Regions from separate parts of the Homo sapiens genome. Here region 1 is linked to region 2. A link is a contact called in ENCODE Hi-C or POLR2A ChIA-PET data. All regions are on one chromosome and are shown on one strand. The core of a region is the stretch at or near the end of the contact, and the rest is flanking DNA. Distances in the headings are between cores, read along the strand shown.

Evidence for each region. A loop is a pair of places that touch in the nucleus more often than their neighbours do. ChIA-PET counts read pairs that join two places held with the same protein, here RNA polymerase II (POLR2A). Pooled maps may share reads with other maps.
Region 1: a loop to region 2 is called in a map of CD8-positive, alpha-beta T cell, with 11 times the contacts of the local background. The contact joins the promoter of PSRC1 here to the promoter of GNAT2 in region 2. A Hi-C loop is called at or near these places in 4 of 168 maps with a recorded cell type or tissue (CD4-positive, alpha-beta T cell, CD8-positive, alpha-beta T cell, IMR-90 and 1 more), 1 of 37 single-sample maps with no recorded cell type and 11 of 50 pooled maps. POLR2A ChIA-PET finds 5 or more read pairs at or near these places in 1 of 52 experiments (PC-3).

The regions. Positions count from the first base shown.
Region 1 is chr1:109,281,895-109,285,079 of GRCh38, reverse strand. It overlaps PSRC1 (proline and serine rich coiled-coil 1), which reads left to right and starts at 1,935. Exons shown (of 8, transcript NM_001032291.3): 1 at 1,935-2,017; 2 at 2,344-2,400; 3 at 2,505-2,562; 4 at 3,020-3,185. The coding sequence starts at 2,382. RefSeq lists enhancers at 1,424-1,473, 841-1,566.
Region 2 is chr1:109,618,313-109,621,566 of GRCh38, reverse strand. It overlaps GNAT2 (G protein subunit alpha transducin 2), which reads left to right and starts at 1,951. Exons shown (of 9, transcript NM_001377295.2): 1 at 1,951-2,084. It overlaps AMPD2 (adenosine monophosphate deaminase 2), which reads right to left and starts at 1,730. Exons shown (of 19, transcript NM_001368809.2): 1 at 1,289-1,730; 2 at 301-653. The coding sequence starts at 391. RefSeq lists enhancers at 445-973, 933-982, 1,504-2,032, 2,003-2,052, 2,033-2,563 and 1 more and a silencer at 1,623-1,812.

The DNA.
Region 1 (3,185 bases), core at 686-3,185, 340 kb after region 2:
ACGGAGTCTCACTCTGTCGCCCAGGCTGGAGTGCGGAGGTGCGATCTCGGCTCACTGCAAGCTCTGCCTCCCAAGTTCACGCCATTCTCCTGCCTCAGCCTCCCGAGTAGTTGGGGCTACAGGGGCCCGCCACCACGCCCGGCTAATTTTTTGTATTTTTAGTACAGACGGGGTTTCACCGTGTTAGCCAGGATGGTCTGGATCTCCTGACCTCGTGATTCGCCCGCCTCGGCCTCCCAAAGTGCTGGGACTACAGGCGTGAGCCACCGCGCCTGGCCTACTTTCTTTACCATCTTGGTTTCTGGCAGATTTGGCCGGCTTCTTTACTGCACCGTTTTATTAGAGGGATGTTTGAGATCTGTATCTTGTGCGGACCTGCTGTCTCCTCCTGTTGTTACCAGAAAGGGGTCCGGATCCAGACCCCAAGAGAGGGTTCTTGGCCCTTGCATAGGAAATAATTCAGGGCAAGTCCATAAAGTGAAAGCAAGTTTATTAAGAAAGAAAAGGGATAAAGAATGCCTACTCCAGAGGCAGAGCAGCCCGGAGGGCTGCTGGTTGGCCATTTTTATGGTTATTTCTTGATTATATGCTAAACAAGGGATGAATTATTCATGAGTTTTCCGGGAAAGGGGTAGGCAACTCCCTGGAACTAAGAATTCCTCCCCTTTTTAGACCATGTAGGGTAATTTCCTGATGTTGCCATGGTATTTGTAAACCGTGGTGATGCTGTCTGGAGTGTCTTTTAGCATGCTAATACATTATAATTAGCGTATAATGAGGACTGAGGACCTCCAGAGGTCAGTTTCATCGCCATCTTGGTTTCGGTAGGTTTTGGCTGGCTTCTTTACCGCATGCTGTTTTACCACCAGGGTCTTTGTGACCTGTATCTTGTGCCAACCTCCTATCTCATCCTGTGACTTAGAATGCCTAACCTCCTAGGAATACAGCCCAGGTCTCAACCTTATTTTACCCAGCCTCTATTCCAGATGGAGTCGTTCTGGTTTGAAGCCTCTGACAAGTTCACTGGTGGCCCGGGCAACATTTAGAAACAACAGAGACAACACTCCTAACAAGTTGGTTTAAGCATTTTACAAATACTGCTTTTAGTTCAGAGGGGGCTACTTACAAACACCCCCTCTAAATCCCCTAAGGGCACACGGTAGAAAACGCCTTCATAATTATCCTCGTAACACCGTAACTGCGAGGACCAACATCCTCCTTTCACAGATAAGCGAAGAGAGGTGAAAAGAGGGCAAATATACTCAAGGCAGCCGCCTCTAAACCGAAACTTGGGTTCTGAGGTCAGTTAAACTTGGGTTGCATTTGAACCTAAGCCTGCCTGCGTGAAAAGCCCGTTGCTTTCTTTGCACCTCAGCTGCCTCAGGTTCTTGAAGAGGCGATGGAGGATGTACTTCTAAGAGAACCTCAATATACCTACAATATAAGTGTTTAGGTGCTCCCTTAACTTGGAAAAAACCCACAACTGAGGAACCTCGGCCAATGCGGCGCCTGCATATTGAGTGCGCCCAAGAAAACGAATTTCCTCCCGTAGAGCGTCGGTTAGCGGCCACGTTAGGCAGCACAACCGTTCTGGAGACTGGGTGCTCGGCGGCCCAGCAGAGGGAGCGGGGCGGGGCGCGAGTTCCATACTCGTGGGTCCGTTTCTTCCCTCCTGGCCAGCCGCGCTCTGCTCCCATCTGCCTACGGGAAAGAGAGTCTCCGCGCACGCGAGCACGCGCACTCGCAGCCTCAACCCTCGGCTCCGCCACCGGGATGCAGTCTTCTGGGAACGGTTCTCCCCCAGCCCCCACCGGCTGACTTCCGGCCGGCAGCTCCTCAGCCCCTCCCCCTGAGGATTCACCAATCACGGTGCGCGTGTGGCTTGAGTAGGTGGGGCCTGAGAGATTCGAAAGGAGCCCCGCCCCCTCGGAGCTGATTCCCGGGACTAGGTTGCGGGAGAAAGCCTGTTGCGTGGAAGATAAGGCGGCGCGGGAAGTGGACACAGGGTGGGCTGGAGGTGTGCTTCGCGTGTGATGCCAGGGGAGTGGAAAGGTGGCTTGGGGAGTGCAGAACCCTGAGGATAGTGGCGGGGAGGAAGATGGGGCGTGCAGGCCGCCCCCAGTGAGGAGAGGCCAGGATGCAGGGCGGCTCCAGGGCAATCTGGGCAGTTGGGGGAGCCCTCCGTATCGTTCCCGGAGGTAGCAGGAGTAGCTGTGCGGGAGGTGCCACTCCTGGGCGCTTGCTTTGCCTCCAGCATGACCCCCGACCCTGGCTTGCACCCTGAATCTAGCTGCGAGCCTTGGGCAGAATGGATACCTGAGGAAAGGTATGGTTTCTCTCCAGCTCAGATCTAACTGGACTCTCGCTCCTGCTGGCTGGACATGGAGGATTTGGAGGAAGGTAAGGAAAGGAGGGAGGGAAGAATGAAAGGGAGGAGTGAGACCCAGCGATGGAGAGCTGCATCAGGGACCCATGACTGGCTTTCATTCTTCTTTCCCCTTCAGATGTAAGGTTTATTGTGGATGAGACCTTGGACTTTGGGGGGCTGTCACCATCTGACAGGTACCAGCCTCTTTATCCCACTTATTTTCCTCTAACAGTACCTCTTTGTCTCGAATCCCTTACTGCTGAATTATTGGCTTGGGTTGGTAACTTAGCAAGGTTTGGCGCACTTGGGGCTGCTGGGCGGCTGGCTGACTCGGGCCTCTATGACACTATTGGTAGCGGGGAGAGAAGGGAGAAGCTGGAGTTAGATTTCAGGGTGTTAAGAAGAAGGATAAGTGGATTTGCTGCATCTCCATCCTGGCATCATTTCTGATGTCCGTAAATGCTAAAGGCCTATTAGGCCCCATAGAACCAGGTATCTCATCGCCCAGAGGCCACATCTCACAGCCAGCATGGGCATCGGGGCCTAGGGTCATGTCCCTGGCTCTGTTGTGGGGCTTTTATGCAGTCTCCCTTGCATAATCTCCTGTTCCCTTTTGCATGGGCATGATGCCTGGTTTGTTTCCTGTCTCAGCCGTGAGGAGGAAGACATAACAGTGTTGGTGACTCCAGAGAAACCACTTCGACGGGGCCTCTCCCACCGAAGTGACCCAAATGCAGTGGCACCTGCCCCCCAGGGTGTGAGGCTCAGCCTAGGCCCCCTCAGTCCAGAGAAGCTGGAGGAGATCCTCGATGAGGCC
Region 2 (3,254 bases), core at 702-3,201:
GTCTTAGCACATGCACACGCTGACACGTGTGCATACACACCTCTTGCTGCACCCACACCATGCCCACTCCTTGTGACAGAGGACAGCATCCCTGGCACAGATATCTCAGATCCACCCCCCGCCCCCCACCACCCCTCACCCCACCTTCCAAGCCGGCTGTCCCTGGGACTGAGGTTGAGGGGCACCACCACAGAGAGGATGCCGGAGGAGGTGGCCCCCTCTGAGGGGACCAGCACCTTGGGCGAGAGGTGGCAAGACAGAGCCCAGCATCTATCCTGAGGCCAGGAAGCACACACTCACCTGGAGCTGCAGTGGAGGCCTGCAGGCTGGCCCGCTTCTTAAAGGGATATTTGGCCTTGGGCTTGCCAGAGCCAGATGGATAGGATGCCATGGCTGGGACCACGGCGGCGACAGCGGGGGAGTCTGAGCGGCACCGGCTGGGGCCTGGCTCTGCCACATCCAACCCCTTCCTCCGCCCCGCCCCCAGCGGGAGTGACTGATGCAGGAAGCAGCGGCTCCGCAGGCGGAAGAGGCCCTGGCCACGATTTCTCATGTTGTCTAGGCAACCTCGGGGAGTGGGGCCTCCATCTCTGCCCCTTATCCCTCCCCTGCCTCCTCAGTCCCAGGAGTGACGTGACTGATGGTGGCTGGGCCTGGCGGGGGGCGGGGAGGGGGTGGGTAGAAAAGAAGATGGGGAAGGGCCAGCCCCCAGCTCTCCACTAACCCACCAAGAGCCCTCACCCCATCATGCCAGGGCTCCCGGGCAAAGAAGCCAAAGTCCAGGCTAGCTGGTCCTTCCAGCTAGCCTGGAAGAAAAAAGAATAACAAACAGGAATTCAGCAGCGAGCGAGTCCAAGCTCAAACACAGTCCTCCCGGGGCAGGGCAGGCATACTCCGTGAAAACCCAGCACCCACTTTCCTTCCACATCTGACCCTCAGCTCCCGGGGTAGCCCAGCTCTGGGAGGAGGGGGAAGAACCGAGAATCCCAGCCCAGGAGGGAGGGGCCTGTCCCGGGAAAATTCCACCGTCGCCAAATAGCTACCTCCCAGGAAGGCAGGAAGGCCAGGAGACCCCCTTGTCTGGGGGTCTGGGACAGAGACCCTAGCCTCTTTGGATTTTTCCTCTGTCTCTGCACACTCTGGCTCTGCTCCCCAGGCCCTCCTGGGAGGAGCTGACCGCCTTCCCTAGGTCCTGCTGCTGTGCTGTGACTCCCACCCTCTTGTCACTCTGGCCACAGCACTTCTCTGTCCCAGAGACCCTCCCTCCAACACACGTACACACACTCACCTGAGGCCATGATGCCCGAGTTCCGAGGGGAGGCTGCCCACGAGAAGTCTGTACAGCAGAAAGCCCGGGTCCTGAGGGACGGCAGGGGGATCGGGCCACAGACCCCAGCCAAGTCACTCCAAGGGCCCCTGCCCTGGCACTGAGATGGGGAAAGTAAGGCAGTCTTTCAAAATTGCCAGCTGGCCGGAGGTGGACTCCCGCAGACCTCGGCAGCCGGACTGGCCTCAAGGCGACCCCGGTGTCGCGACCACCCAACCCTGCAATCGAGAGGCTGGTAGGCCACGTGCTCCCAAGGGAGCGGGACCCGAAACTCGTCCAGATTTCTCTCAACACTCCCTGGGCATTCAGGGTCGGACTCCCGCGGCCGGACTGTGGGGGAGTCACGCAACAGGTGAGACCCCACCAAAATCTCGCCGGCTCCGCGCCAGGCTCTGCGGCCCTTGGCCCCGCCCCCGCCTGGCCCCGCCTCCGCCTGCCGACCCCGCCTCGCCATTTTTTTCTCTTCCTGGGCGCCACGTGGGCAGCCACCACACCGCGGTAGGGCTGGCCTGAGCCGACCCTGGGTCTTGGGCCAGTTCCGTGCGTCAGCTTCCTCATCAGTAAGATGGGGTAATGACAGTACCTCACTCAAAGGGGTTACTGTGAAGATTAAACGTAAAGTCCCTTTACACAGTGCCTGGCACGAAGTGAGGGCCCAGTGAAAGGTAGCTGTTATCATTGTCCCAGGATTCATTTTAAGCAGAAGTCCTGCCCCTGCAATCTCACTTGGTCGTCTGTTTTCTTCCGGCCGGCGTAGGTAGGAGGCTGTGCCCTGCAATTCTGGCTCCCCTTCCCACATTTCTGTATTTGGTGGTTAAGAGCTTTAACTCTAGCCAGAATGTCTGGGTTCAAATCCAGATTTCACCTACTTCCTGACTGATACTGGGCAAGTTACCTAACTTCTCTGTGCTTCTATTTCGTCTGTAAAATGAGTGTAAGAGTACCTGCTTTATATGGTGGTTAAGATAAATGAGTTAATATAAGTTAACTGCTTAGAACTGTGCCTGGCCTGTAGTTAGTACTCAGTATTCATGTATTACCATTGCTTTAGCCTTGGCCTTGGTTCTCTATTGACACTCACAGGTTGATTCACTTGCAGCCGTTCTGGGGTCTATCCAACAAGCATCCCCACTGCCAAGGGGTAGATAATCCGACCTAAAGGGAACTTGTGGAGGGAAGTCCCTAAGACTTCACTGAATATAATTAAATGCATTAGCAGGAATTAATCTCTTCCCTATTTTCCCTCTTGTGGGAGGCCTTTGCCCCCCACACCCAGTTGTTCTAATGCTGTTTGTCTGGCTCCTCCCAGTTCTTACCACTCCCACAGCAGAGATCCTTCCCAAACTCTGCCTCCCTCTTCTCTCCCCACGCTGGATTCTGGACCCTGAACCCTTTTCTCCACCTGCATCTGGTGCCACTTCCATTGATCCCTGGCTACTGTTCCCTGAACAAACTTAAAAAAAACTTGGCCTCTTCACCTCACACAGAATCCATAAAACTAAAAAGAGAACAGAGATAACCAGGTTTACCTAATCAAAATAGCAAAGACTAAAAAACAAAAAACCAAAAAATAAACGCTAATGCAGGTTGGCAAGGGTATAGTTAGTGAGATGGGAGACACACACACACGTACATGTGCACAAACACATTACTGGTGGCCTTGAACACTGATATAATCTTTCTGAAAGCCATCTGGTAATATAGAATCAAAATTTTCAAAAAGGTTCTTATTATTTGACCCAGTAATCAACTTTCTGGAAGTTGTTTTTCTAAAAAGAGCTGCCAGAAAAATATGTATGCAAAAAGTTGTTCAGCACCACAATGTGTATTGCATAGAAAAGTTAGATACTTTAAAGGTCGAACAATAGGGGAATGTTTATGTAATATTCATACCATGAAATACAGCCATTAAAAATTGTTCTTGGAG